Regions from separate parts of the Mus musculus genome. Here all the other regions are linked to region 3. Evidence: chromatin loops called from intact Hi-C (ENCODE). Cell type or tissue: heart. All regions are shown on one strand. Each heading gives the region's core, and the rest is flanking DNA. Links, peaks and the distances in the headings are about the cores only.

Region 1 (10,848 bases), core at 4,333-9,332, 65 kb after region 3:
CCTAAGTGTAGTTTCTGAATTCTCTCTTAGAATCACATTCAGTGGATGATATTCTACTCCAGTTTAGCCCACACTTGGATTTCCCAGAAAATTAAGGGAATTGGGCATGCAAGAAGCAGTACATGAGGAAACCAAACAAGACCAGATGCTTAGAGAAGGTTGCTTCAGCCTAATCCTTCGAGGACTGGAGGACACACTTCACATCTGCCTCAACAAAAGATAAAGACATTGCTTTGGCACTGTAGTATCACATACAGCCTTCTGTTTGAGACAGTCAAGGAGACTCTAAGAACAGGTAATTCTCAAGCAACCTGATTTTTCAAAAGCCCAGAAGAAAGCCAAAAAATTAAAAAGTGCTGCCCAATGGTTGTGGCAGGCAGAAGGCTGGAGCCCTCTCAAACCTTAGACTCATTCACATCATGGCATAATGAGAATGCAAATGAGAAAATGCAAATGGTTATTGATAAATTCCCACCTTCCTGAAGTATTTGAAGAATATGTAAGACCACATACATCAGTTAAAAACACAAACAAGTATGACATTCCAGGCCAGATTGGCGGGATTTTAGCTGGTGAGAGACATGGTGTTTGGTGGATAAATTAATTAATTTTCCTGTTGCTGCAACCAAAGATAACAAGAAACAATGTAAGGGAAAAAGAATTCTCTGGCTCCTGCCTTGAAAGCACAGGTCACATGGGAGGGAAAGCACAGCAGCAAGGACAGTTGTGGCAGCAGGAGGTTGAGCCACTTCCTTGCATTTTCAAATCAGAAAGCAGAGATAGGACAGGAAGTGAAGCTGGGCAGTAAGTAAGGAGGCCTGCTCCCAGATACCCAGTTCCTCCAACTAGGTCCCACATCCTCCCCAAACAGCACAACCTAAGCACAAGCTAAGAACTAAGCATTCAAAAACACAAGCATGTTAGGGACAATTGACATCCAAATTCTGAGTAGGTCATATACAACTTCAGCCCTTGACTTGCCAGCATGTGTCCTGATCTCTCTTAGGTCCCCAGTTTCAGGGTTTCTGCACATTGTCCACCTTTATCTATAGCAAAAGTGGAGCCACAGTTATATTAGCACCACTCTAAAGACACTAACTCCTAAACCCTTTATGGGTACAAGAAAGAAAACAAAAAAAGAAGTATAAGAAAAGTGCCTTTCTTTCCAGGTCTCTGTGCACATCTGACTCCCAAAGTCTCAGCATTTCCTTGCTATCCTCTGACATGTTGTCATTGCCCTTGGCCATGACCACCATGTTGAACACAAGTAAGAGGGAATTAAAACTAAGCCAACAAATTCTTCATCGGCTGAACCCCCAGGCAGCTATTGCTGCACCCAGAGACTCATACTCACACATGCATGGACAAATTTTGGTCTCCATGGTGGCCAGTCACAGAAGAGACACTATAAGTAGAACTTAGGGCCCTTACCTGGAGCCTAAAAAAGGGACAATACTCAAGAAAATCAGTAGGATGCAAAGTCAAACATCAGGGAATTAATTCAGCATCAACACTGGGTCCACTAAACTGGGTCTGTTCTGTGGTAGCACAGCCAGCTTGGTTGTTAGCAATTTACCTCTTAGTGGGGGGGACTGGGGATATAGAGGGGGTGATGCATAAGAATAAATAATGGCACAGGCATATGTGGCACATGCCTGTTATCCGGGTACACAGGAGGTAAAGTAAGAAAGATAATGAGCTCAAGGCCAACCACCCTCCCACTATATAGCAAATTTAAACTCACCCTGGGATAAATGAAGTTATCTCACAAAAAAAAAAAAAAAAAAAAAAAAAAAGCCAAAGGGGAAGGATTGAAATGCCATAATAAACCCCACTCTTTGTATGTTAACTTAAAGAAATAAGAATAATTAAGAATAATAGCAGGCTGTGATGGTACCTGCCAGTAGGATATGTCAAACAAGCAGAGATAGGAGGATCACATAGATATATTTCCCTTTTTTTTTTTTAGGCTAAATGTGACAGCATACACATTTAGTCCCAGAACTTGAGAAGCAGGCAGTCAAATATCTGTGAGTTGAAGGCTTGCCTGTTTTACAACAATAATGACAAAAAGTTAGGAGGAAAAAATGAAGAGAAAGAAAGAAAGAAAGAAAGAAAGAAAGAAAGAAAGAAAGAAAGAAAGAAAGAAAGAAAGAAAGAAAAGAAAAGAAAAAAAGAAAGAAAGAAAGAGAGAGAGAAAGAGAGAGGGGGAGGGAGGGAAGGAGGGAGGGAGAGAGAGAGAGAGAGAGAGAGAGAGAGAGAGAGAGAGAGAGAGAGAGAGTTAGTTGCAGGAAGTAATAAAAAAGTGAGCCAGCATGTTCCCACTCTAGCATCTGCACTGTTGGGCCACATGGCTCCAGCTGGGTGATCTCAACTCAGTCATCTCTCTGTTCCAGAACTCCCATGTCCCTTGGCAGAACTGGCACATTCCCACACATGGTGCCACCATTGCGGTCCCGCTGGCTCTGTCTTTAACCAACCAACTCCCCAGACTGCAGGTCCCAAGTTCCTCTCACTACCATGCAATGACCGCCCACCCCAACACTCAATTACCTGGTAGAATCAAAACTCTTAAGACTTATAATTATGGTTAACTTATCGGATTTATGTATCAATAAAATCAAAATTTACAAGATGCCAATTCAGTAATTTCAGAGCCAATTGATAATGATAAAAGCTTTATCCCAATTATTCTAACCTTATGATATCATAACTACCTGTGGCTGGATCAAGGTACACTGGTTCACGTCCACCTCCATTTTGCCTTCCTCTCTCTTTCCCTGCTATGCTCTCCATCTCTGCAACTCTTAGTGCTGCCTCCCTTTTCCCTGTCTGATCACAGGCCTCCTGCTACCCTAATATAATTGGACAGGGAAAATCCAACAGGAAAGAAAGGAAGAAAAGAAAAAGAAGAAGCCGAAGGAGGACTAGTGATAAATGTGAAGGTGTGAGTTGAATTCCATAAGGTAGAAATAGAACCAACTCCCAGAAATTGTCCTATGACCTCCATGCATGAGCCCACACACATGTTCTCCCATGCCCCCACCTCTCTCAATAACAAATATAAAAATAATAAAAAATGTACCCCTTAGCATATAAGTAAAACATTGCATAATAAAAAGTAGTTTCTAGAAAGATGTGAACCAACTTGTATGAGATCCTCATTTTAAAACAAAAATAGTTTCAGAACAGAAAGACAGTTGCCCAATACAGTGAATCAATGATATCTCAGTGGAGAGCTTGAGTCATTCAGCATATCTCCTACCACATGGACGTAGCCATGCGCCACGACTCGAGTCTCCCATCACAGCCATGGATGGAGCCACAGACCCATGATTCATCTACATGAAGTCAGACCCAGATAAAAACGCTGCCTGGATCACACAGCTTTCCAGTGTCCATGGGGCTTAGCCTTCAACTGAGGTCCCTCCTCAAACTTCCTTTATTCAAAGATGCTCTCCTTCATGCTGTACCCAACCTAAAATAATCACTCCACCTTTCTTTCCTTTCCTTTCCTTTCCTTTCCTTTCCTTTCCTTTCCTTTCCTTTCCTTTCCTTTCCTTTCCTTTCCTTTCCTTTCCTTTTCTTTGTAGATCCTCACAACCTGACATTGCACTATATACCTACTTGTTCACTAATTTAATGATCACCCTCCCAGCTACTATATGAACAGAATGAACTGACTGTCGCTGAATCCCCAGTGCCTACAACAATGATCCAGACCCAGTAGAGATTCGGTCTCTAGAGAAAATAAGTAAATAAATGAGCGAGTGAACTAGTTGATGTATGTTCTTTCCGAGATCCATAGAACTGTTTCTTGTTAGTCATCTGCCACTCCAAAAATTGTCAAACATCCTGCAGAGGATAAGGAGGAGTCCTTCCTCCCACTAAGAAATCAGACACTCAGGACTTGGAATTTGAAAGAGATAAATCTCCACAAGCACTCCACTTTCTACTCTGATGAGTTCTGCAAGCTCCTGAGTATCCCGAGATGTCACGGGTGGAACGTTTCACCAATTCCAAATGACCTACGACCTGTATGCCTCAACACCAGGCCTATAAACAAGTACTCCCCAGTCACATCTACTGTCCTACACATTTTAACCCATGCCTGTCCCTACTTAGTTCCCTATTAATCCCTTTGCCATCCTCTTCATATGAAGGATTAACTTCTCTGCTTCACTAAGATATTCTGTGCTGTGGTACTAACATTTACTACAAAGTGGATAAAATTCAACTCGAGTGTACAAACAAGTAGTTGTCTGTAGATGGCACAGAATTACAGCCTGCAATTCCAGTGCTCAGAAAATTGAAGCAAGAGGATTTTAAAATCAAGATCAATCTAAACTGTGTTTCAAAGTGTGTGTGTGCGTGCGAGTGTATGTGTGCAAGTGTGTGTGTGTGTGTGTGTGTGTGTGTGTGTGTGTGTGTGTGTGGTGTGGTGTGTGAGCACACAAGTGTGTGTGGATTCATATATATATGCAATTGGGTTAAGACATTATTTTTAGTTTCATTATGTGATGCACAATGAGAAGCATTGTTAAGAAAGGAATATGGTTTCAGGGTAGTCAATCAAAGGAGTTTCCATTGCAAGAAATCAGGAGTCAGAAGATCCAGCTGTGATGGAAGGTAACATGGTTTTGCTGTCTATGGCAGCCAAAAATGCTGAGCTGCAAGCACCAAAACCTTTTATTTCCTAACCCAATTCCTTTTTTTTTTCAATTAATTCCTTTATTTTAAAATGTGGATGTTTTCTCTGCATGCATGGTGTGTACTCCACACACATGCACAATGAGAAGCATTGGGGGTACTGAACTATCATGTGGGCACTGAACCTAGGTTCTTGAAAAGAGTAGCCAGTGCTCTTAACTCTCTGACCTTTTCCCCAAGCCAATTCTAACGAAACAAAGCTTACAGACATTCATCTTAGTCCAAATTCTAGTCTCTAGTTATTCTCTGAAGTCCTACTTACACCCTCAGAGAAAGGACTCTGGTCAGCATGGCTCTGGCAGGCCTTGCCCTTCTCCCCCATTCCCCTCTCTCTACTAAAACCATTTAATTACATTCCAAAAGCTAGCCACAAAGATCTATTCCTATATTTGGCCACTTTCTCCTCCTGAGACTGACTATGAAGGTCCAGCTATTAAAGTATTTAAATCCAGCAATCAAACACCCTCTTCGATTTACCTAATTAACATGTCCAATTAAATATACCACCTCATCCTAGCCCATTCTAACACAGCATTCCCCATTTTGTCTTCTTAAAACTTACACCTGAAAGATCATTTGATGCTATGTTTGGGTGCAGTTTGTGCCTAATCCAAGCTCAGAAGGGGAAGCTTTCTGTTCTCCTAACACTCAGCCTCACTCTCCTAACAACCTTAATGGATCAATCATAATTTAAGCTCCAAGATCAGCCACATCTGAATACTGTATGTGCCTGTCAGAAGAACAGAATCCTGAATTTTACCAGGCTTAAACCAAATGAGTTAAAATCTTTGGGGATGGGGTTTGTTTGAGACATCTTATTAGACTCTATTCTGGTCCTCATGATTCCTTAGCAAACCAAACCATAAAAACCACTGCCCTAATTCAAGCAGGATAGAGCTTGCCTATAGTTCCAAACTGAAGCTGAAGCAACATACATTTAAGGCAAGCCTGAGCTACTGTCTGGGTTACTTTTCTATTGATGTGTTACGTTACCATGACCAAGTCAATTTACAGGAAAAAGTTTATTGGGAGCTTAGCGTTTCAGAAGGTGAGTCCATAACCATCATGGCAGGTAGCCTGACAATATACTCCACTGGAACAATAGGACTAGGGGCCTACATCCTAATTCACAAGCATGAAACAAAGAGAGAAAACTCAGTGGGAGTGGCATAGGCTTTTCATACCTCAAAACCCACCCAGCAACATAAGTTCTCCAACAAGGCCACACCTCCTAATTCTTCTCAAATAGTTCCACCAAGTGGAGATCAGACATTCAAGTATGTGAGCCCATAGGGATATTCCCACTCAAATGAGCACAGCTACCAAAAGAGAACCTGCGGTGGGGGGTCCCCTAGCACAGACCCCTTTGGGCTCCCACCTAACAAGAAGATATAATAGAGATCAAAGTTAAGAAAATAACTGGCTAGGGCTAGGACAAATATTCACCTGGAAATTCATGTTTGTTTTTGTTGTAGAGGTTCTCTTACATCTTTTGAGATCCAGCACTCCCAGGATCCCATCAGGCCTAGGGATTCTTCACAAAGGAAAGAGGGACAAGCAACCTCCTCATCTTCTCAGCCTGAAAAGCTCATGCTACCAGGCCTTGCCTTGGCCTCTTATGTCTCTAGCTAACAGACTGAGAAAAGGTACTGCAGCCTGTACTCAGGTAGCACAGTTCACTGGAGCTCAGAGTTTCCATTAACAGCCTGATATAAAAGCTTTATTAATAATAACATGAGATGTGTTCTTGTCTGTTGTATGCATGCAAATTCACTCACATTTGGAAGAGCAACTTCTGCTGTGGTTTTATTCCCCAAGGGTTTGTGTGTTCTAAGCATGGTCCTCAATGCAGCAGTGTACATGTGCTGGAACCTTTCAAAAACCAAGTACCAAGGCAGCTAGTCTGTTAGGACATAATCATCCTAAGAACCAATGTGGTTCTCATGGGACACTGCTCAGTTGTCCAAAAAGAGTTATTTGAAAGAGGAAGACTGGCCCTACCCCCACAGCTGTCTGGTTTCTTGTCTCACCATGGGACCTTGCTCCCTGACATACTCCCAGCTTATAACCTATTAACTGACTGTCAAGGCCAGAGCCAGGCCAAAATGCTATCACTATCTATGCCTTTGCACCACCAGAACTATATAACCCCTTATTATTATTATTAAAGTTCACAGCCTCAGATATTTGTTATAGAAAAAAAAAAACACCTAACATGTATCTTCAGAGTAGCATTTGAAAGTTCATAGACATCTTTCTTTCAACTCCAGATACATATCTGATAGACAGCATCCCACATTTCTCTCTTGAGTTTAAAGTCAGGTTATTTAACACTTCTAGCCATTGAACAAGCATTTGAACTAAAGTGACAAAGGAGCTTAAAGCTGAGCATTCCCTTCACTGACTTTAAATAGTATCAGATCTTAAAAGAACTTCTGTTTGCCAACCTTCTGGTTCAAGTTGACCACTCCTCAAAGTCACTACATATGGCTTTGGGGAAGCAGAAGTTGGCTTGCTTATTGTGCAACCAGAACCCTCAAAACCCCACTAGGGCAATACTGGTGACTCAGCAAGCCATAGGATTCTTATCATCCAAATTTATGACAGGAAGGCCTGTTCTGTCTTACAAGATCAGACCCAATAGAACATAACAAATACTCTATACAGACTCCGGTGATGATCCAGACACAGATCTGATGGCCATTCTTGTTTTCTTGCTCACTATCATTCTTATTCTGTTTAGTAGGAGCATCAGGTTTCCTACTGTGACCCACCCCTCCCCCTACATAGTCTTGAATGTCTCAGTTCTTGGGCCAGTGGTGACCATAGTCCAAGTCCATATAATACATCTCCCAAGCCTTAGTGATTAGTTAGGGCTGAGTGCAGAACAAAGTGGATCCAAGCAAAGCCAGTTTCAGAAACTTCTCTGGATCTACTACTATAAGAAATTTGTTTCCCATTGAAATTGTTGAGCTGGTAGAAATGAAAATACAAAGATATCTGTGACCTCCTCCTCTCTAACAGAGGCAAGAGGAGGGGAAAGGAGACACAAAGAGACAGAAACACATAGAAAGAGATTAACTTGAACACAAGGATCCATCTGTACCTAAAACCAATATACCTAGACTTTTAAAACATAAATGAGTAAGTACACTTTAGTCTTTTTTAAATGCCATGGCAAGCACTTTTTAATAATTGTCAGATGGACAGAGACATGAGAAGACACCCACATGGACAGTTTAAGAAGATTAAACTATTCCACTCCACACTCTGACCTACACTCTATTATAACAACAGTGTAAACAACAGTGAACTACAGCATGATCTTGCACAGATACATGTAATAGTGTGATGAGAACTTGGTTCTTAGAATCAGACCTCCAAGGTGCTGATGCTAACTCTGCTCTCCTACCTGCGCTTCTATGTTATGCACATGGTGGTTATTGCTTGACTCAATTTGCCTTTCAGTTTATCTCACACCCTCCACTGGAAACGTAGCCTGCCTGCCCTTAACCCAATGTTTCTCAACCTGTGAGTCATGACCCCTTTGACAGGGGTCACCTAAAACCATCAAAAAACACAGCTATTTACATTACAGCTTATAACAGTAGTTAAATCACAGTTATGGAAAAGCAATGAAAATATGCTATGGTTGGGTCACCACAACATAAGGAACAGTATTAAAGAGTCGCAGCATAAGGAAGGTTGAGAGCCACTGCCCTAACCAAATACCATTTGCCTCCCAGACCACTTCCATGAGGTCTGCTTAGAGTGGCACTTAATTAGACTAGGTGAGCATTGGTGCTTGTCGTCTACCACCACATTCCAACCCTAGGCATCCAATACCATATTCTTGCTCTTCTTACTATGTTCCGTCCCAAACTCACACAGGACCATGTAGAAGCTCGCTGTGATGGCCACTTCATTATCTAGAAGATAGGGACCAGCCTCAGACTTAACTGAGCTTTCCCTACACATAGACTTTGGTCCACATCTCCATCCCAAGATGTAGAGAATCTGCTAGTAGCAGAGTATCCCTACTGTGGAGCACAGTGCTAGTCATATGAATGTTCCAGAGTGCTCCCACTGCCAGCTGCCAGACTGATCTGGACCACAAGCCTGAGATTTTGCTGTCCATGATACAGAAGCCAGAAGGCAAGAGGAGAAAGTTGGGTACTCCTGCTAGAGAGCAATAGCAAAACCAGAGAGGGAGGAAGGGCAGGATGAGGAAGAGAGGGAGTTATGCAGGCTCTTCTTGTGCTTAGGTGCCAAGGCTGGGGCTCCAATCAGCACCTATGACACTTGCCAGGCTTTGGCGCTGAATGTAGACTTCTTTAGTACACAGTGAAAGAATCTCTACTTCTAGTTGGTCTTCCTTCATAGAGAACTTTTTAAAAATTCAAAGTACAGCACCCCAAAAGCCTAAGCTAATCTAGGTGACACAGGATACTGAATATAATAGCTATAGTACTTCCTGCACTGTGGTCAAACGTTGCAATACAGTTTTCAGGGTTACTGAGCAGTGGGAGGAAACTCATACAGAAGCCTTCTGGGATACTTCTGATTGTCTGCGAGCCTCGGAGCAGGCAAGCCTTTTGTGATGACTAAGCTATAGGCTTCATTTGTCTTCAAATATTGATATCATTTGAGTCCATTGCTCCATACCTGTGAGAATGAGAACTGCTGGAAAGAAACTGTGGCTACAAGGGACGATTGATTGGTTAGAACATCAGTCACTGTGGAGAGATTGGAATGTTGCCAGTCCCAAATTATGTTGCAGTATCATTAGTGCCCTCAATAGCCATTTATGGCCCTCTTCTGTGTATAACCTAATGTCTTCGTGACTATTAGGTAATCTTTGGAATGTAACTTTTTCCAACAGAAAGGCTAAGAATTTCAACAGTTAGTATCCAGGGCATATAGCTGTGGCTTCTCACCTTAGTAAGAACATACTGACCCAATGTACCCATCAGTGTATTGTGCAAGCATGTGGACCCATTACTTCATTTGTTCTGTTTCTATAGAAGCTTCATGAAATTACTACCTCATTGGAGCATGGAACTCGGGAAGAAACTGTATTCTATGTTCCTAGGCTATGGTCTCTCAAATTTGCTTCCAGAATAAGCAAGTTCTTCTGTCCCTTTTGCCAACACCTAGAACTTTACCTAGCCAATTTCAAAGTATTTAACTTTATACAAAAAGCTGTTACAATAACTATGGAAGTGTTCACAATTGAGTAGTAAGTGAATTACAATGCATCCACAGTTTGACAGAAATCATTAAACTATGCCCATAGAAAGTATAGAATGACAGGGAAAATGCTTACACTATGTAATGGAGTTGGAAATAAAGAATAAGTGACAACATGTGGTACAAGCACAATGACTTTTTAACATCTGTGCCTAGAAGAAAGAACTGATAGTACGTTTAAATGTCAATAAAATACTTCTGGTAGTTTTCCTGTAAATTTATAGCTCGATACATAAGAACGTTCAGTACATATTTATTAGTCTTTAAATATTTCTTCTTTTTCCCAGATTTGCCTTAATCAATATGACTTCCACATGTCATAGAAAACAAGCTTTAAAAACAATGTTAGGATTACTTTCTGTGGTAGGTATAAGAAAATATATAAAATACAAAACCAGGTTTCTGCCCAGGAGGATTCTGGTAAGTAAAAACTGAACCAATGAAGGACCAGCGCTGTGGAAGAGGGGAGATGACAGAGCAAACGGATGATGTCAATGTGAACCCAGCAGTTTCTTAAACACAATGTTTGCTTTCCTGACATAGAAACACCATCAATGTTTAAAGACAATAGAAAAGGAAAGGTGTGAGTTGGAGGCTTCTAGATCTGCTAAGTCGTTATTTAATCACCTATCTAGATCTGGAGGCCAGCCAACTTCAACCAGGGGTCTAACCACACCTGTGGCACAACGACAAAACCCTTTTTTGGAAACGAAGTTTCAGCAACACACATTAACTTATGTGTTGAACAATTAGCAAAGGGACCATATGGCCCCAAAGCTTAATACATTTGCCTCATGGCCCCTTACAGAACAACTGTGTCAGTCCTTGATCTAAAGTTTCTAATTCATCCATGGTTAATACACGTATATAGTAGATTGTGGTCTCCTT
Region 2 (10,848 bases), core at 1,892-6,891, 75 kb after region 3:
GATACATTCTACTCCATAGCCAGTTCTAACAAAACCTTTCATGGACTGATCCTAGGAGTCTCTCAGCTGTACTTTACTGCACATCGACTCTACTTCTGGTGATCTGCATGTGGGTGTGCATGCTACCTCTCCAGAAGGTTCTCCTGTTCAACTCCGGGACCACGATGGGTCAGCCAAACTAATATGCCATCCTGAGTCTTATGATGCTGCTAAGTACATTGACACTCTTCTCATCTCTCCTGTTTGTGCTCACTTCAGTGTGTGTGTGTGTGTGTGTGTGTGTGTGTGTGTGTGTATGCGTGTTCCTTTGTCTATTAATCCCTTTTTCCAGAATAGTCATTGGGTTTCAGTCCTTATTTGACCCCAGACATGGACCGTTATATCTATTATGTTTTTCATAGCTCCCTCATGCAAGCCATTAGTTTTCAGTTTCATCGTGTTTTAAAATCGTAATGGTATCATTACTCATGTAATTAGTACAGCCTTTGCATTGAAAGTGTGGATAAGGTAATTAATGCATGAGCTTCCAGACAGCCAAAGCAATACAAAGTTACAGTAAATTGGCCAGTAAAAGGAAGTAAAGCAGAATTTACTATCTGTCTTTAATAGATATTTATTTTTCTTTTTGTTCAGTGTTAACTTGTCTGGGACATTTCCTCTCCTAGCCAGAATTCACTCAGACTATGCTGTTCATGTGGTATGTGAATATTCTCTCTCCCTCCCCCTCACCCTGTCCCTCTCTCTCTCTCACACACACACACACACACACGTATACACACACACACACACACACACACACACACACCCCTATCTCTTTGGCCAAGATCCTAAATTGGCCATTGATCATTGTGTCCTAACTCCTTGATGCAATTATTGGTCTAGGAATGGTAATTGAAGTCTAGGCCAATCAGCATCTTTCGCAGGTGTTTTTAAACCAAAAGCAGAGAAAATCCCTTAGTTTCCTCTGCAGTCAAAGCTGCAAGAAATGAGTCTCGGGTCTATTAAAAAGCAAACTTCAACCATGTGGCAGAAGTCTGAATTGAGAAGTCCAACAGGAGGTACAGCCAGGGGAGAGGTAGAGAGAGAAAGAGGTGGCATCCTGAAGGCCTGGAATTCTGCCTTTCCTGGTCTCTGCCTCATTCCAGTCTTCCTATGATTTAGTAATGTGCTAAAGCTGACCTTATTTGAATTCCTACCTCTTGGAATCTGTAATTTTACTACTGTTATGAATCATAATATAAATCTTTTTTGGAATTGGAGATTTGCCAGGGGAGGCATGACCTATAGGTTGAGAACCTCTGCTCTGTACTATGGCCTTCAGGATTCTGTAGACGTTGAGCTCCTCCTGACACAGGCTGAACGGTTAAGATCTCAACTACTGCCTGACCTCCTTGCACCTGTTTCTTTACTGGGTTTGCTTCTCTACACTGCTTGGGAGGGGATTTTTCAAGACTATACATACTACTACACATGTACATTTATCTTCTCAAATAAGCCAGAGGCATTTCTAAAAAAAAAAATCTGACTTACTGCCACATTCAATGTGTTTTTAAACAAACAGATGAATAAATGAACTGTTTTATTATTTGCATTCTATGACAACTCACTTTCAAATGTAGACCTGCAAATCTTTAGCTGCAGATATGGTTGCTGGGTCTTAGAGAGGCCAAACAGTTCCTCCCCGATTTACAGAGCCAGGAAGCTAACTTTTGAGGTTTACTCTCCTTTGTTCATTTCTCAATCTTCACAAAACACATTTTTCTCCAACTTCCTTGTTTCTCCCAAGACTTTAAAATAGGTCCACAAAGGGAAATCACTGTCTGGATGACTAATATTGTCCCTGTTTGGCTGACACATTCCTACCCTACCATTCTTCTGGTGCACAAATAAATTCTTGCAATTGCTTTTCTATGTGTGCGATGAGCAGGAAGAGCAGGTTGTTGTGAGTTAAACAACTCCCATATATTTATTGACAAGGCCATGGGCAGAGTTTGAGGCAAGTGGTGCCTGCTCTGTACCATATACAGAGGTTGCTAATTTTGTTCTTCAGTGGTGTCACGACTTTAACAGATGTCTCACCCCTTCCAAAACCTTAGAAACAAAGCAAAGAGGCAGTGAGTCACTGTCAGACCCAATGCTGATCCTTGGTCTTAGGATTCAAGTTGACTATTTTTTTTTTTAATTAACTGGCACCTAGACTTCAGCCCCCACCATGTGTAAGACAAGCACAATATTATTATGCACAAAATTGTTGAACACAAAATTTTGTACACATTAAATGGGCTAAGTGCATGTGATACAAAGCCTATTCCACACAGTTGCTCAATGAACAGAAAACAGAGTCCTATAGCCAGACCTGTATCCATTATAGGATGAAAACTACATTGGAAATACCTAGATGTAAATCAAAAGAAAGGTTAAGAAAGTCTACATCCACAGGCAGACACTTACACCTGTGTGTGTTCCAGCTTCTTACTGCCATACTGGCCTTGAGGACCAACAGAGTGTTTTCTGCACTGGCAAGGACATATCTGAACTAAAGCACCTTCTGTTTATGAGGAGAAGCCCAAGAACCAGAAAAAAATTGATGTCTCAGGGGAAGCCAGCCAATAGTCCTGTCTTCTAAGCAAGCAAACACATCTATGAAACTACCAACCAATGATAGCAATTTCTCAGTGACTCAAAACATAAAGAATAAACTGAAAAGGAATACCCAGGGCACTGAGACAAATTGACTTTCATTCCCTCCTGAATGGGAAATCTAGTGGCCAGTACAGGGGCAGGTTAAGCAGTGTGTTTGTGTCAACCCATTTTTATGACCATGCTTATATTTTACCAAGATAGGCTGCAGATAGAATGATGCTCCATACTTAGTGGCAACTCATACGTCAGTTAAAACAAAGACTCTTAGAATGTGTGGAATCCTTGCTCCTGCAATGGCCAGGTAAGTAATGTGCAGTTTTCATTTCCACATCTGAAAAGGGGGCATCTGTCACCTCTATCATGCCAGTGCAAAGCGAAACCAGTGACCGTTGTTTGTGGTAGAAAGCAGTCATGACTTCCCTCAATTCACATAGGCTCTGCCTCTGGCCTTGTCAACATATGGGAGTTCTTTACATACAACTGTCTAACTCTGTTGTTTGAATTCTAAAGAAAAACTTTCTCCTAACTACCCCAAATAAAATACAAATACATATATGAATGAATGATCTGAGCTATATATGTATATGTACTTGCTTGATGTTTATATATTTGATTATGTATAATCATATTTTATTTGAAATATGTGATTTTTGAAAATATTATATATATTCACATGTTATTTTCTTAAAATCCTCAACCAGAACTGAAAGGTAGGAAAATCTCACTAAAAATAAAGTGATTTTTTTCCCCCTACTTTCCAAAACACCTCCCTTATCCACACCATCCTTACTCACTGGTTCTCTGTCATTACCACACTAATGTTGACAATGCTGGTCCAGCTGTATTCATACAAGGTTTCAACAAAGATTTTATGAGCAAATGTATCTACCAGGCACTGTGTGAGATCTTTTCACTAAGAGGATCATTACAACAATGATAAAAGAAAACTGTCACTATACCCATCTACCAGTTGAAATTCAGAGTCGCCTAAAATCTCATGGCCAAGAAAGGGCTCAAGTGACATGGAAACATAGTGTCATCTCACTATGACACCTCAGGAGCCTTTCACATCCAGAGGCTTCTTGCATTGTTTGTCCTTCCCACCACTCCTTGTACACCAGAAACCCCTAATTTTCAGCACGTTATGTGATAACTCCAAGAGTGAGGCCACATTTTTTTCTCTACCTCTACTGATGAACAAAGACAACATCATGTTTTAAACACATTAGTCAAACTGAAGAAAGAGGGGAAAAAAATCCCCCTGGCTTAAGTAACGTCACACCCTTAAAATCAAGGACATAGTGTGGTGTGTGTGTGTGTGTGTGTGTGTGTGTGTGTGTGTGTGTGTGTGTTTAAAGCATATTTTCAATTTTATCATTCCCAAAGTACACTTGTCAAGGTAAAAGATAACAAAACATATTTTTAAAGTATGTTAGCTTGACTCTAAGAGATGATAAAGGATATTAAGACAGAGAATTAAGTCTTTCAAAGAAAAGTATCCGAATGGTGGAATCAGACCAAGGATGAGATGAAAGGTTCCAAGTAATAAATAATAAAATACTGCTTCTAAATGGTCCCAGTTTCTCTTGACCTAAATCAAAATTCTAAAGGTTGATAGTTTCCTTTCTTACATTTTAAGTAGGCACAAACCTTAGTGTATAAGCATACATATTTATATTATACATAGTACATAAGGTAATATATAATACAACATGATACCTAACATACTCTATGTAAGAATATATATAACCATAAATGTAACAGCAAACAAATCAGACTGAGCTTGCTCAGTCTTGTAGATTACAGAGCTCTCGCATCTACAGATGTTTTCCTTGCAATATACATGCAGTTTGACTCGGATTCAAAGCAGACTGACCTGAAATAGTTGCTGGCTGCAGCAAGCACCACTCGATGGCAAGAGAATTCCTGAACATCCACACACAAGATGACGTCTGTCAAAGCATTTTCCTCTCTCAGCGTCTCCAGGCCGTTCTGAAGAATTAAAGAAAGTCTCGTGTCGTCAAATTTTACCTTCTCCCCAGTTAATATTTCCACCAAGTCTCCCCTTTTCTGGGAGGACTTGTCTGTAGTCAGTGCTAAGGGTCCTTCCAAGCTCCTCTCTACCACATCGCTCATGGTGCAGGCGCCTCTTTGTCCTGCCATCAACGTCTAGACTAAAGGAGCTGCCAAGTTTCGGGGAGGTCACACTGCAGAAGCTGAACGGATTTCCTGCACAGGCCCCTCCACTTATCACCAGCTGTCACACATACATAACAGGAAGTCTCACACTTTCTCATCCTGTTACTACAAACACCACCAACTCCTCCTCTTCTTTCTGTGGACTGTCACAGGGTTAGGAATGTCTTTGAGTGGGTGCGTAGATCAGGGATCTGGTGGGGGTGGGGGGGGGGGGGAAGGTAGCTTATCTGTGTCTCCCGGGAGTACGGTTTAGTCCTCTCCCACCTCACGCAAACCTCTGCTTCCAGTTATTATCTGTTTACTTATACCTGCATCAACAACTAAGACTTCAGAGAGGAACTGCATAGGGGGACTTCTCTGTCTCCCACTATCTGAGACCCCTTTGGAGCCTTACCTTTCTTCTGAATATCCCTATAAACTTTCTTTCTGAATTTTAGGGCTTCTCTAACACATACCTTCAAATTTCTCCATCTTCCTTCTGCAAATGATTTCCAAGGGCCTAAGAATCACATGCTCAGATTTAATGAAAGCTATGACCATACTCCTGGTATCAGTCTTCTGTATTAGTTACATCGTTCTGATCATATTATCTGACAGAAAAAATATTTAAGGAACAAAAGATTTATTTTGGTCCAGGATATCTGCCCACTATGCCTGGAAGCGGATGGGATAGTGGGTCAGTCTCCAACAATAACACCACGTGGCATATGTTGTTCACATGGTGGTAGCTCAGAAGGGTACCAGTAACCTTCAAAGGCCTTCCCCTAAATGACCTAATTATACAAATTAGGCTGTACTTCATAAAGGTTCCATAGCCTCCCTAATAACACCAGTTGACAAATAAACGTTCAAGACATAGGCTTATGGCATGACATTTCAGGTTCAAATCATAAAAATGCTTCTAACTATATCCTCTGGTAATGCTGAAAACAATACACAATGACATGAGCCTCTTCATGACAACTTATACCATACTCTCTCAAATTATAGACATAAGGCCAAAACTGCTCTAGCTCCTTACCTCCTCCCAAACACACACACAATAAAATAAAATTCAGTTTCTCATTCATGAGTGTATCTACCAAACTCCTTATTGTTTTATATTTATTTTTCACATGCCTTAAAAACTACTAATGAGGCCATCATTGGGAAGAGAGGCCCCTTGGTCTTGCAAACTTTATATGCCCCATTTCAGGGGAACACCAGGGCCAAGAAGTGGGAGTGAGTGGGTAGGGGAGCAGGGCGGGGGGAGAGTATAGGGAACTTTCGGGGTAGCATTTGAAATGTAAATAAAGAAAATATCTAATTAAAAAAAAAATGAATGTAGCCAGATAGGAATGAGATGTAGACCTCTCAGCTCCTCCTGCATCATGCCTGCCTGGATGTTGCTATGTTCCTGTCTTGCTGATAATGGATTGAACCTCTAAACCTGTTAGGCAATCCTAATTAAATATTATCTTTTATAAGAGTTGTCTTGGTCATGGTGTCTGTTCACAGCGGTAAAACCTAACTAAGACATGTGTCAACCTAAATATATTCTAAGATTCATCATTAACTAGTTCAGTCTTTATAAGCACTGATAGATTATTTCTCTTCCAGTGAAGTAAGCCAATTTAAGCCAGATTAGAGTATAATAAAGGCAGGTTTATTTAGAAGCTGATCTCAGGTGGGTTCACTGGCCCAAAGGACAAGGCCCTTCCAATAAAATACAAAAGCCACTAGCAAAAAGCTTGTTGTCTGTTTGTTGTGTTTGTTTGCTAGTTTTTGAGACAAGTTCTTGCTCTCTAGACCCAGCTGTCTTGGAACTCATAAAGATTTACTGGTTTCTGTCTTCTCAGTGCTGGTATTAAAGGTGTGTGCCACCATGTCTAGCTAGCAAAAACTTTAGTACTGTGTAGATATTCTAACTATATATTTCTGTCTCAGTTAGCTTTATGATACGCACGTGAAATAGACTCTGTTCTCATAGAAGTGGGTAGCTGTGATGGTTAGTGTTGATCATCAAATTGTCAAGATCAAGAATCACTTAAGTTCACATCCCTAGCACCCACATGGGAGCTGGGTGTGGTAGTGTTTATCTGTAATTCTAGTACTGTGTGGTAGAGACAGGAGTGATAAAAACAGGAAATAAAAACTGGTCAGGCAGTTTTAGGGCAGAAAATTCACTCAGCAATGAGTAAACCTCAACCCTACACAAAGAACTATAAGCAACTAATGAATGCTGAGAGTAGGAGAAATAGTTTTCCCCAGGGTAGAGTACATGAACTTTACACTTCCAGGATGATCAATCTTGAAAAGATATATCCAAGTGACACTGTATAGACTGAGCAGTTTGTATTTATGTATTTATGAATATATATGTACATACATATATATGTAACAACAGTTCATGAAAAGAGGAAGCTATGGGCTTGAAAGCAAGTGAGGAGGAGTGCATAGGAGGGCTTGGAGAAAGGAAGGGGAAGAGAAAAGTGATGAAATTGTATCTCAAAAAATAAAATAAAAAACTAAAAGCAAAAATAAAGTATCTTGTAAGAATGGATTTTTAAAAAAGAAACAGAAAGAGGATCTGAAGACAAAATAATTTAGTAATAGTGAATTTGAAGCCATATTGTATAATCATTATGTTATCCTCTTTCTAGCTATGGTAGCACTAAACAATGACAGGCCCTTGTCTCCTACCTCATCTTAAAACTGCAAAGAAGATGTTAGAATATTCAGCTCCTGTTGTTAAGCAATTTACTCTGAGATAAAACCTCTATCTTAGAAGGAAGAATCTTTTTTTTTTTTTTATCACAATAATCAGGGTGAGGCTAGTGAGCCAAGCTATTAGAAATGTTTTTCTTTTTATATATATTTTTATTAGGTATTTTCCTCATTTACATTTCCAATGCTATCCCAAAAGTCCCCCATACCCTACCCCCACTCCCCTACCCACCCACTCCCACTTTTTGGCCCTGGCATTCCCCTGTACTGGGGCATATACAGTTTGCGTGTCCAATGGGCCTCTCTTTCCAGTGATGGCCGACTAGGCCATCTTTTGATACATATGCAGCTAGAGTCAAGAGCTCCGGGGTACTGGTTAGTTCATAATGTTGTTCTACCTATAGGGTCGGGATCCATCCCATAATCAGCTTCCAAACACTGACACCATTGCACACACTAGCAAGATTTTGCTGAAAGGACCCAGATATAGCTCTCTCTTGTGAGACTATGCTGGGGCCTAGCAAACACAGAAGTGGATGCTCACAGTCAGGTATTGGATGGACCACAGGGCCCCCAATGGAGGAGCTAGAGAAAGTAGCCAAGGAGCTAGAAGGAAGAATCTTAAGAAAAGAGGATGCTCTAATAAAAGGTAAAACATTCCATCCTTCAGAGGGAAGGTCCTTAAGCTCAAAAAGTAAACAACTCATAAGTTTTAGAAAGTCTCTAAAACTGAGCAGATACACCAGGCCCTCCCTCCCCAGTTTTATACAGGTAGTAAGGATTGCTGAGATACATTGACCTAGAAGAATCTCAGGCCAACTGAGTGGCCTGGAAGATACAAGGACCCTTCAAGCTGCCTGGAAAAGATACTCTCCAGCCCTTTCAACAAACTGAAGATTGCTGTAGTGGGACTTGGTAATTTGGCTGTCTTTGAGTCATTTCTGCTCCTGTGGGTAACTCCTCATCCATACTCTTATAAGTAACCCAAAGAAAGCTCACTGACCTTAGAAGTATCCTTAATGCAAGTTGAATCTTGGAGCATTTAAAATTCACAAAGATGATTTTATGCATGAGAGTAGTCATAGAGGTTTGATTATATTGCCTAAAAAGTAGCTAGTAAGCACATTTGTAAATAAAGAAAACTTGAAAGTGGACTATACTCCATGATATTATCCATGTTCTGTTTCCAACATGCAATGATGGCATGGTACTCATGTGCTTCTTTTTTAAAGAAATATGTGAAGCACCATGATATCTGCCACTTATTTTCAAGTGGTTCAGCAAACAAAAATATTTTACACAGGTAGAAAAAGCAGCAGATAAATCTAAACTCATTAGACTCTCCTTTAATATTTCAAAAATAAATTATTTGGGGAGTTGCATAAGGATCATAGGAAATATCCAGCATGGACCATAACATGGTTTGTATATAATTTGTCCCTCAAAGGGTCAAGATGAACACAGGTTACAGCATGGCCGAGGAAATCTTAGTGTGTAAAGAGTAGGTCTTTCTGAAAGATTAATATTTTTCTTGAAGGAAATATGCTCTCACTCTTTCAGGATGCCCCCACAGAGCAAGTTGTTCTGTATAAGCTTGACACTGCCCCTAATCCCCTCCAGAGGATTAGTGATGCTGACTACTCTTGCTGGTACTCCTTCCCCTTCCAGAGTGATATCACCTGCCCTGAGGCTGGTGAGGGCCAGGTACATGTCAACATCGTCCTCTTGAACCCCCCAGAACCACAAACCAATCATTCTTGCTTCTTACAAATTACCCAAAGTACCCCAGTACGTTGATTAGTAGTATAAAACTGACCCAAAGCAATGAAGCTTCAAAAAGTGACAACATAGAGTGCTTGTTGTCACCACTACCTTGCCACTGACACTGAATCTTACTAAAAGGTCCAATTGAGTACAAGAAGGCCATAGAAATGGCCATTCTTGGTGTACATCAGCAGTAATGCCATGGCCCTGCTCAGGTGAGGTAAGAGGAGGGTCCAGGAGACAGTTGGGAGGTAGGGACTGGGGACTTCCACTCAGTCTCATTGCGAAACAGACAGGTGGCCTGTCGCCCTTAAAATACTTCAGCCAGGGGAAAGAGAGGTGATCAAGTCCACTGAATCTCAAGCTACTGCTTGTCAGCAGCATGCCTCTAGATAAGAGGTGAGAAACAAGGAAAATAATGGGCAATAAGATCTGCTTTTCTATTTCTCCATGTCATCTGTATCCACAAGGCTAAGATCTACTTTACTGAGAGATTCCTGAATTTGAAATAACTGAAGTATTTCTAGACTCCATACTTTACTGATATAGTAAATATGATACAGTAATTACTTCCATGTAGGGGGAAGTGAAGGTATATTTTTTATTCTATCTGAGATTAGAAAATTTACCCATCATCTTCACAGAGGATACTTGAGATTTTTAAGTGTTTGTATCTGGGGGAAGAATCTTACCTAGTGTGGAAGAGAGAGTTTGAAATCCATTGCCCAGCTTAGGGGTCCAGCACAGGCATGGGGAAACAGAGAAGCAAAGCTCTATCAGGAAGGGCCTAAACTCTAGACTCACATAAATGTGAATTTAACTCCTGTTTATTGTATTATCAGACTGTGGCCTTGATGATTTGCTCAAATTTTTTAATGTTTGGTTTTTCTTATCAGTATGACTTTTTGTTAAAGAAAATTATTTTAAGAACGTTAAAAGTAATTTACATGTCAATCAGCCAGTACCAAAAAATGGTTTTCAGTGTGTCTACAGGGAATTTCTACCTCTGCTTGGTTTTTTTCCATATGATTTAAATTTTTCATTGTTTAACAGTAGTTGCTATTTATTGAGTATTACTATGCCAGGTGCCAAGGACGTTCTATAGTAACTTCTCACCTAATAACCCCCATGAGAGATCATTACAGAAAGTCATTTGTGTGTCTAAATTAGACAATACAACCTTTTCACCACAGTACCCTTTTTTCTTCATCTTTGGGATCCTTTCTGGGTTAATGGCATGTACAAAAGAATACTAACAAAGGGGATTTTCAAGTTGGTCTTTTTCCAAAAGTTAAATTTAATTGATTTTATTTACAAAATGTCAAGGCTGTGTATTCTGCAGTGCAGACACAGAAATGAATTGATATTTCACCCAAGCCTTTCACTGGAGGAGGCCTCCAACTTCATAAGACACACATGTAGACAGAAAAACTCCACATGTAGAATGTTCAGACAACTATAGCAGGGAATAAAGTCCAAAATTCTATTGACACTTTAAGGCAAAATCTTTAATGATATGTTTTTAAAACTTTATAC
Region 3 (10,848 bases), core at 3,581-8,580:
GCATGAGAGCAAGAGAGCTGGTTCTGCCCCTTAACTCCTGCAGTGTTGGGTGAACTAGCCACCTCTGTGCTGGAGAGCTCGCCCTGGTGGTGTGAAGAACACCTGTGGGCCTCAACTCTCAGCTCAGGTTCAGATCCAGGCCTTTGAGTTGGCCCACCCTAACACCTACCCCATCTTTGAACTGCTGGAGGGTGTGAAAAGACTAGCCCTGCAGATCTAAAGCTGCAGAAGCTCCATGCCACAAGGCAACAGCAGGGTATCTGAAGGACTCCTGGTGAAGAACCAGTGTTGATAGTAGCTGACAGCTGAGTTCTTGGACCAGACTCATGATTCATTGAAATGAAGATTTGCAAGTAAAGAAGTGAGAACAAAAAGGTGTGTGATGGGATACACTGTGACACAGGACAGCTACCAAAACGGGTTTTTTTTTCTCTCCTGGGAAAGTAGCAAGGAAGAGGATGATTATGAAGGTACAGGGAGATGAGTGGAATTGGGGTACACACATACAAAAAATAAATAAAAAGTTAAATAATAATATTTTAGCATGTCCATGTGTGCAACATGTAGAAGGTCTCCAGTAGTGTACAAGAGGCTCTAGGCCTGCACATTCACCTCCCACTCACTCCCTGATTTGCCCAGAGTAGCAATCCTGTCAGCACCTTGCTTACTAAGTGTCTTTACAGATATGCCTTCTTAAATCCTTTGTGCTGTGTTTACACTGTATCTGTTCTATGGTTAGCCTGTATGTTTTATCTTTTTTTTCAATTTTAAAAATGTTTAGCAATTTTCATTTGGGGCTTTTGCAAAATTTTTAAATAATTTGCTTACATTCTTAAAAATGCTTTATGTTTTTCATTAATTTTATTGGATATTTTCTTTATTTGCATCTCAAATGTTATCCCCTTTCCCACCCCCACCCCCGCAGAAACCCTCTATCCCATCCTCCTTCCCCGTGTATCTATGAGTGTGTTCCTCCACCCAACCACCCACTCCCACCTCCCTGCCCTCAGTTCCCCTACACTGGGACATCTATCCAGCCTTCATAGGACCAAGGACCTCTCCTCCCATTGATGCATGACAAAGCTATCCTCTGCAAAGTGTGCAGCTAGAGCCATGTATACTCCTTTGTTGATGGCTTAGTCCCTGGGAGCTCTTGGGGGACTGATTGGTTGATACTGTTGTTCTTCCTGTGGAGTTGCAATCCCCTTCAACACCTTCAGTCCTTTCTCTAATTCCTCTATTGGGGACCCCATGCTCCGTCCAATGGTTGGCTGCAAGCATCCATCTCTGTATTTGTAAGGCTCTGGCAGGGCCTCTCAGGGGACAGCCATCTCAGGCTCCTTTCAGCATGTACTTCTTGGCATCCACAATAGTGTCTGGGTTTGGTAACTGTATATAGTATGAATCCCCAGGTGGGACAGTCTCTGGATGACCTTTCCATCAGTCTCTGCTCTACACTTTATCTCCATATTTGCTCCTGTGAGTATTTTGTTCTCCTTCTAAGAAGGACCGAAGCACCCACACTTTGGTCTTCCTTCTTATTGAGCTTCATGTAGTCTGTGAATTTTATCTTGGTTATTAATTTTTAAAGTTAATATTGGAAACAGGTTTCATTATGCCATTTTCATGTATGTGTCATTATACTTTGTTCTATATGTCCCCTTCTCCCTGTGTCCTTCTCTGTACCCCTTCTCAGTCAGTGCCTCCCTGCCCCAGACAGCACCCCCTTCTGCTTTTAGGTCACTCATGTCCCATAACTCTCTGTTCCCCAGATCCTTAAGATCTCTTCATTCCCTTCTCATCATCTTCTGTCTAGTTTGCTCACACAAATGCTATTCAAGCATGCATGTGTACACAATAACTTTATTCTGAGTTCCATATATGAGAGAAAATGTGCAATATTTGTCTTTCTGAGCTTGGCTTATTTCACTCCACATAATGATGTCCAGTTCCCTCAATTTTTCTGCAAAATACTGTGATTTCATTTCTCTTCATGGCTGAGTAACATTCCATTATATATTTGCCACATTTCTGTATTCATTCTATTGATGGACTTATAGACTACTAGACTACCTCCATGTCTCACTGTTGTGCCTAGTACAGCCATGAGCACAGATATAAAGGTACCTCTGTGGTCTGTTCACTTAGTCTTCACTGTTTATGCAAGGGTGAGAGAGTTGGCTCATAACAGGAGTTCTACTTTGAGACAAGGTCTCTGGGTTATCTCCTTCACCTGTAGACCATAGAGCTCTGCAATGCTGGGACTGTTCAGGGCAGCCATGCTCAGCTATTTTTAGTTCTTTTGTGAAACCTTAGTACTGATTGTTACTATGATGTAAACTTTTTATTCTGACAGCCCAGGCCCTGCTTCTTTGCCTCAGAAGCTTAGAACCTTAAGGTCAAAGGCGCTCCACAGACATGCAGCATCCCTGCCCCTAGAAGACCTGGGATAGACTCAGGAACCTACCCTACCCCCACCTACATGCCTCATGGGAAGCATAGCTGGACCAAAATCTTTGACAAATGGTTTTAGTGGTAATGAACCCCATCCTAAAAGCCTTTTTCAGATTGGTTCCTTTCTTTATTCTGATCTGGAAGGTGACCCAAGAAAAAACAAGACATCTCTATAGGAACTGAGAGATTGACAAGAACAGAAACTGAGACTCCACCTACCTCTGGTGAAGAAGGTGCTGTTTGACCACTTGACCCTGCAGCAGCCAAGCAACAAGTGGTGGTAGAGAGGAAAGCATCTTTTAAGTATTTTTGTATTTGTCCTAAGACATTCAAAATAACGTTATGGTAGGGGGTCACCACAATATAAGGTTTTGAAGGGTGGCAATGTGTTGTGTGTAGCTTTGCTACCCTGCCTAAGCTCCAGGAATAGGCCATGCTTCTCTAAAGCATTTTTTTCACTCAATCTCCCTTACTTCTCCCTTCTGTGGAGCTTAATATTTCTATATACTTAAGAACATCTAAACAATTACTATTATACTCACTTCTACTTTAAAAACAATGGAATTAAATTTTATTTATCCCTATATTTTGATTATCTGCTTGTAGGAATCAGGCAGTTTTTTCTGTCTGGCTCTCTGCCTCAGAGCAGTCATCCTGCGTCTTTTCACAGCAGAAGATCTGTGAGCTAAGGCTTTCCCTGTGTTCCTTTGTTTAAGTTTCCTGCACACTGGAGCCATCACATGACTCACTCTGCTCAGCTTAATAAGAAAACAATTCTCCCCTCTTCCTAGACCTTTATCACTGTGTGTGTGATCAGTCTGAGAACTCCTAAATGAATAGTGGATTCTCGACTTCCACATTGGGTGCCATCTGTTTCATGTAGCTTTGCTGCCCTGCCTAAGATCTGGGAAAGGGCCATGCTACCAGCCCCTATCCAGCTTCCCTTGAATTTACAGATAAAGGACACAGACACACACAGTTATTCAATTTCTACTTGCCTTTGACACAATTGCTGGGTGCTGTTTATCTCCTGCCTGGGAAAGAGTGCCATTATCAATATTCTTATCTCCACACCTCAGTTGTATCCAGTGCCTGCTAAACACCCTTTACCACCTGCCTGTAGGAGCAGCCTGTGTGGCTACTCCATTTGAGATCTTACATGACTGGTCACCTTTTCTCCATCAGAAGCATGGTGAACTCTCCCCCCCTTCCCTCCCCTCTCCCCTTCTCCCCCCCCCCCCCCTTGTATCTGTCTCTTGCCTCCAGGGACCTGTAAGTCCTGCCTATTCCTTCTACCTAGCAATTGTCCCATGACTTTTTTACTGACAGATCAAGAACCAATTGGGGAACAGGACCTTAGCATCAGAACCATTCCTTCAGCAATGTCAAGGAGGTTGAGAACCACTGCCCCAAGAAACCCTAATCAACCCATAGGTGTTTGATCATTGAGAGTAGTTACTGAAAAGGTAATTTTCTTTTCATCATTAGAGTGCAACAAACTAGTAAAAAGTAATTTTTAATTCAATAGCAACAGCATGATAATTTTGAGTTTACTTTCTCATTAAAAGCTGTTTATGAGTTTACTTCTCTTAGTGAAAAGCCTATCTGCTCTAGGAAAGGAATGGTCTTGTGGTTCTTACATTTGAAACACCCTGAGCCCTTAGGGCTATTGTTAGAATTGGAGCTTTTTTTTTTTTCTTTTTAGTGCCTACAATTTACTGCTTATGAAGAGACACCATAACCAAAGCAGTTTATAGAAGAAAGCATTTAATTTGAGGCTTGCTTATAATTTCAGGGAGTTAGTCCATTATCATTGTGGTGGGAGCATAGTGGCAGGCAGGAAGACACCAGATCAGTAATTGCGAGCTTACATCCTGATCTGTAGCCAGGAAGCAGAGAAAGATTGAGCCTGGTGATTGCTTTAGAAATCTCAAAGCCTACCACCAGTGACACATCTCCTCAAACTGGGCCACACCACCCAATCCTTCCCAACAGTTCAGCTAACTTGAAACCAAGCCTTCAAACATATAAGGAGGCCATTGTCATCAAACTACCACACTCAGATACTTATTTTAAGGCCTGGTGGTGGCAAGGTCTGTGAGCCTGTTGGGAAGCTCCATGAGGGATAGCAGATAACTAAGAATCAGTTTTGAAATTTTCTTATTTAAGAATCTCCAATAGTTAAACATTTTTAAAGCTTTTAAGTTTATATAAATAAAACTAAGCACTTTTTAAGCATTATATATTTATCATCAGAGAAGCATTATGTCCATCCTTTGCATCCAAAATTATTGAAAAGCCAGAATATTTTTAAGGTGAAATCTGAGCGTATTGCTATAGATGGGCCAGCCAGGCAACCTCAGGGAAGAGCAGGAAGAGATCTGTTTACTGATGTAGCAGGAAGTGAAAGGACTGCTGTCCTGCACCATGAAAATGGCTACTGGAAAAGGAGGCCCTTTAGGAACTGTGCATATATGGTGTTCCCAAAAATGAAAGTTTGCAGGTTTGCTTTAGTGTTTTTGTTTCAACTTCTTTAAGAAATTTTCTTAACTGTTGTGCTTTCCTGTGATATTTGGGGGACAAAGAAAGTGAAAAAGCAGCCACTTTAGGGAAAGCTGAGCTCTTTCTTTGTGACAGGATTCGAAGTAGAATCAGGCTGGTCTTGATAAAGAAAGAGAAATAAGTAAATAAGAGAGTTAGGGCTGGAAGGGAACTTATAGAGCATGGATCCCTGCTCCTAAGATTGACCAGATCAGACCAGCCTAAGATGCCCAAATTTCCCTTCATCTCGTCAACTTTCACCACTCTAGCCAGACAAAGTGGGATCCTTGGGGAGATTCAGAGCTTCTGTCTCTTTTGGCAACTGCAACATCCAAAATTCGCATCCCCAACAAAGGATCATCCAGATGTGCTCCTATGAAGGAGGGCTACTCTTTCCTCACATCTGGTGCTCAAAAATGCTTAAACTAAGTCATTAAGGATTCCTCACACAGTGTGATAAATTCCTCACATGAGGCACCAAAATGTTTTAGCTTGAATGCATTAATACTAAACTTAGAGTCAGGAAGCTCCACCCATCACAGGACCATAACTGAGGAGCTATGAACATGATTGGCCCTCTGGTGGGCACGTTTAAAAGTGCAACCTACTTTCTGCCTGAAAATCCTAAGGCTGAAAGTGCAATTTGAAGTCATTTCCAGCCCTTCTTTTCATTTGACACATATCGTATGGCTTTGCATATATCACATGTTAATAATAAGCCTTTTTGGTCAGGACAATATCTCCATGCTACAACCTCTCTGTGTTTCAGTTTTCTCAACCAAGGCAGCATCAATTCACACCCAGAGTTCATACATGGATACACAAGATGGCATTTGTCAAAACTGTTTTCTGGGTCAGGATGCACTGCAGACAGAGCTTGTATAGAAAACATTACCCACTCTTTCTGGCCAGATGGTATGAATAGGACACTGTCCTGTGAATTTACAAAACATTATATAGTATGGAAATCTATGTTTTTCTCATATACAAAAGAGTTTTCAGTAATAATGGGATAATTGCTGGGTGTCAGTTTCATAGAACTTTATAGTTTACTACTCACGATTCCCAGCAGATGCTGATGCAACAATATTTGTTGAGTGTTTAGTTTGGTCCCTGATGGGTGCTGCATGCTGAAGACACAGAGACTGACAAGAAAGTCCTCAGGCCTGGGAGCTTTTAGTCAAATAAGGACAGTTCTAGCCTCTGATGTGTTTGGAACATTTACAACATTGGGCAGTGAGCTAAACATCTTTTGAGAATGGTCTCATAAAATTCTCATTCAAAACATATTACATACAATCTATTACCCAGATTCTTCTGTGTTGTTTTGTTGTGGTCACCTTGTGAAACAGTCTCATATAGCCCAGGCTGCCCCCCCTCACTCCCTGTAACTGAACCTGGAACTATTCCACGTGCCTCCACTCTCCTCCCAAGTGCTAGAGTTACAGGCATGCACCCTCATCATCGTAAGCTTCTTAGCCTGTGGGCTATGACTCCACAGGTAAAATTCTGGCAATTGTAAAAGGTTTCTAGACACAAGATGACCAAGAAAAATCAAGGTAAAACATAATGAATCAGAGGTGTTCTGACAGTGCTGGTCCTGCAACCACACTGCAGTTTTCATTTCTAAGCACATAACATGCACACTTTGTCCTGCTATGGCACACACCACCATGCCACACGGAACCAGAAAACACTCCTTGAGATTCCTCAGCTCTGAGTACAAACGTGCCCAGCAGAGGGCCAACAATGTTCATAGCTCCTCAGTTAAGGTCCTGTGGTGGGTGGAGCTTCCTGACTCTAAGTTTATTCTTAATGCATTCAAGCTAAAACATTCTGTGCAGTGTTTTCATGGTACATACATAACACTTTCTGATGCATGCAAGCACAGCCAAACTAATACTTAGCATTTTTCTTCCACTATTCCTTAGCACATGAGCGTCAGATAGTCAAGCTTAGCTTCCGTAGTGCGCTGCATTAGATCGCCTAACTTCTAAGATTGCTCTTTGAGTTGTTTGCTTAAGTTTCATAAAGAGAACAACAAAAATAACCATCACCAGCAGCAGCAGCACCACTACCACCACAACAGCAACTGTTAGTTGAGCCAGGCATGGTGGCATATGCTTGTAGTCTCAGTACTTGAGAGGCAAAGGCAGGCTGATCTGTGCAACTCAAGGCCATCATGGTCTACGTGTTGAGTTCCAGACCAGTCATGGTTACAGTGAGACCCTATCTCAAAATAGTCCTTAACATACTTCTGCCACTTTTGTTCTGCATATTTATGTAAAGAAGCATCCTTGGCATTAACAATTACAAATTAATAAAAATTTCAGCCAGAGAAGAAAGGATGGACCATCTAGAGACTGCCATATCCAGGGAGCCATCCCATAATCAGCCTCCAAACGCTGACACCATTGCATACACTAGCAAGATTTTGCTGAAAGGACCCTGATATAGCTGTCTCTTGTGAGACTACGCCGGGGCCTAGCAAACACATAAGTGGATGCTCACAGTCAGTTATTGGATGGATCACAAGGCCCCCAATGGAGGAGCTAGAGAAAGTACCCAAGGAGCTAAATAGATCTGCAACCCTATAGGTGGAACAACATTATGAACTAACCAGTACCCCGGAGCTCTTGACTCTAGCTGCATATGTATCAAAAGATGGCCTAGTCGGCCATCACTGCAAAGAGAGGCCCATTGGACTTGCAAACTTTATATGCCCCAGTACAGGGGAACACCAGGGCCAAAAAGTGGGAGTGGGTGGGTAGGGGAGGGGGGGGAGGGTATGGGGGACTTTTGGGATAGCAGTGGAAATGTAAATGAGGAAAATATCTAATAAAAAAAATTTCAGCCAAATCTAAAGACATCAAAGATGCTCTGTGCCCTGCTATGCCAAATATTCTCCCAAGGTTTAATTCTTTATGTAAAAATAAACAAGCATGCTGTATAGTGGTAGTACACACCTTAAATCCCAGAACTTGGTGGGCAGAGACAGGCAGATCTCTGAGGATCCTGGGCCATCCTGATCTACAGAGTAAGTTCCAGGATCACCAGAGCTACACAGAGAAACCCTGTCCCCCACCAAAAACAAGAAAAAAAAAAAAAAGAAAAGAAAAGAAAAGAAAAGAATCTACCTCATTAGTGTTTGAATTTGCTTTTCTCCTAAGTAAATAGTAAAATGTGTATACTAAATAACTTTAAAATAAACTTTGTTTTCTATTCATAAATGTTTGGGTTTATGCATATTTTATGTACCTATATGTCTGCAGTCATAGAGTTCTCAGGTAAATGGAGTCATGAAGGGAAAGCCTAAAGAAGCCTTCATGTTACCCTGCTTTCAAGATGTGGCCACTGGAACTTGGAAGCCCTTGATGCAGCAGGCAGCCTTCTGGGGTAACACTTTTACTGCACACAAAATTTTTACTATTTTGTAATTGCCAATGCCAGGAACGCTTCTTTACATAAGTATGCAGAACAAAAGTGGCAGAAGTATGTTAAGGACTTTGTTTTGCACTGAAGATTGTAACCCACCTCCCAAGAAGATGCATTCTCTAAAGTCACTTGGAAATAACATTTTTAACACCTAAATATTGTTTCCTGTAGTGATTCAGTCCAGTTCTTCCTTCCAGCCTAATGCTCCCAGAAATAAGACTCAAACTCAAAATATGTTTACATATACCTTGGCCATATAGTTAGGCTCTACTCTGACTAGATCATAACTAAAATAGCCCAATTATTTTAACCTACAATCTTCCACTTGGCTAGTTACCTGTGATCAGGTACCATGTGCCCATCTCATCACATCTTCTGAGCCAAATATCCCACTTGGCTTTATCCTAAAATTCTTTCTCCTCCTGGATGTTCCACCTCCTATTTTCTGCCTAAGCCATAGGCCATTATATTTATTATTGACAGGTGTCACGTGCATGCAGACATAAGATATTCTCTATACAGTGTCTGTTTTTAAAATAAATTAATTCCTAATGTCTAAGAATTTGCATTAGTATTGCCCTTCAGTACCTGTGGGACTTGGATCAGGTGCCTATATAGCTGCAATACAAGAACACTGATGTTCCTTATATAAAATAATATATTTGCCTATAACTCATATATATATCAAATATTTTGATCTTGTCTAAATTAATATCTGGCATAATACAAATGCTATGTATATAATTGATTTGTTACATTCTTTAGGGAATAATAATAAGAAAGAAAGTCATCATGTTTAACAGAGATACAGCTTGTTTTAAATATTTTTCATCAATGATTGAATAAATGGATGCAGAAACATAGATAAAAATGGGTCAAACATAATTTGTAGTTTAGTGAGTGGGATCTAGGCTTCCTGGAGGTCACTGACTGTAGAAGTGTGGGCTTTGGTTCCTGATCCCAGTAGGATTCAGAAGGAATGAATGCATGTGGTCTGAATACATCTATTCCCATTTCTATGGGCAGTGATCAGCATGTTTCTGTCATATGAGATGATTACCCTAAACACCCAGGACAGGTGACAAGCATTCTGAAGAGCCATCCACAGCTCATCTGGATGTGAGTGTCCAGAGCACAGAATCAGCAAGATCAGTGATTCAGGAGGTCAAAGTTTGTTGAGTTCACAAAACTTTAGTGTTTTTTTTTTTTTTTTTTTTTTTTTGGAGGCAATTTTCTAAAACCACCTATTAATGCAGCCAACTTGGACTTGTAAGCTGAAGGCCTCACCCTTTCCCTTCTCTCAAGTCTCTGTCCAAGCAAAGGTGTCTCTGTTCATACTATCTCAAGTGATAGGTATGATGTTCCCCTACTAAACAAATACATTTGTCACAATACTGTATATACCACTTGGTTATCTGAAGCTAGACAGCAGGAACTTTCTTCGTTCACAGATGGAACCTGAAAGGTCTCAGATGTAAGTTCAAGAGCGACACTCAGACAGATTGCTGGGGTAAAGAGTTTATTAGAAGAGTTGTTAATGCCATGGACAGAGACAGACTAAACAACAGCATCGTGGAAGCTCCAAGGAAAGTTCAGGACCCAGCAGCAGAGTTAGACAGCGTGATACAGCTCTGCAGAGAAGAAATCATGGCCCGTGTGGAGAAGTGAGAATCTCTTAATACTTTTCAGCGGGTGAGGTGGTTTCCCAGCCTTTTGTCAAGCCTCTCTGATTCCCAGTCAGGGAAGGGGTGGAAACAAGACCTTTGCCAGTCAAAGTCCCTGTTTATCCTAGCAATCTGATAACCAGGAATCCACAGACAATGTCTCTGAAGGTTGCCTGTGACAGGGAAGGCTGCTGAAGGTCCTGTGACCTAACAGCAGTTGGGTTCTATGTTACATTCTTGTGGAACCCTGGTGCTTACACTTGTCTCTGGCATACAGTAGGTGCTCAGTAACTATCTGTGCGCTACTTCACGAAGGCTCAACCAACATTTTCCTAGTGCACTGTCTGCCTAGGACTTAGGACAATGTCTACACCATGCCTTTTTCTCTGGGTTTCCACAGTGAATCAGTCATGAGAATGCAACTGTGATAGCTAGGTTTCTGTCAACTGGACACGAGCTGGATGCTTCTGAGAGGAGAGTTTCAATTAAGAAAATGCTTCCATTAGATTGCGCCATGGGCAAGCCTGTAGGGCATTTTCTTAATTAGTGATTGATGTAGGAGATGTCCATTGTGGTGGTGCCATCCCTGGGCTGCTGGTTCTGAGGTCTAATAGAAAGCAGGCTGAGGAAGCCACGAGGAGCAAGTCAGTAAGCAATATTCCTACATAGCTTCTGCATCAGCTCCTGCCTGTAGTTCCTGCCCTGTTTGAGTTCTAGCCCTGACTTTTTTCACTGACGAACACGGGAATGTAAA

The links. Peaks named below come from ENCODE experiments on the same cell type or tissue, not always from the same donor. Only the 100,000 strongest peaks of a DNase experiment are listed, where the experiment ranks them.
Region 1: a loop joins it to region 3, with 2.7 times the contacts of the local background. A loop is called at or near these places in 5 of 42 quality-filtered maps.
Region 2: it touches region 3 in a loop (4-fold over the local background); 5 of 42 quality-filtered maps call a loop at or near these places.

Annotation. Positions count from the first base shown.
Region 1 is chr16:19,966,412-19,977,259 of GRCm38, forward strand. All of the region lies in intron 1 of Klhl6 (kelch-like 6), which reads right to left. Among named protein-coding and RNA genes, the nearest start is that of Klhl6, 11 kb to the right of the region's middle. In heart, for the core only: no CTCF peak of the experiment used is centred there; a DNase peak (open chromatin) is centred at 7,240.
Region 2 is chr16:19,978,198-19,989,045 of GRCm38, forward strand. It overlaps Klhl6 (kelch-like 6), which reads right to left and starts at 4,852. Exons shown (of 7, transcript NM_183390.3): 1 at 4,520-4,852. The coding sequence starts at 4,806. In heart, for the core only: no CTCF peak of the experiment used is centred there; a DNase peak (open chromatin) is centred at 4,854; H3K4me3 peaks cover 3,097 bases; H3K27ac peaks cover 2,621 bases.
Region 3 is chr16:19,901,753-19,912,600 of GRCm38, forward strand. No RefSeq gene overlaps it. Among named protein-coding and RNA genes, the nearest start is that of A930003A15Rik, 23 kb to the left of the region's middle. In heart, for the core only: CTCF peaks have their summits at 5,586 and 6,717 (motif pointing right); no DNase peak of the experiment used is centred there.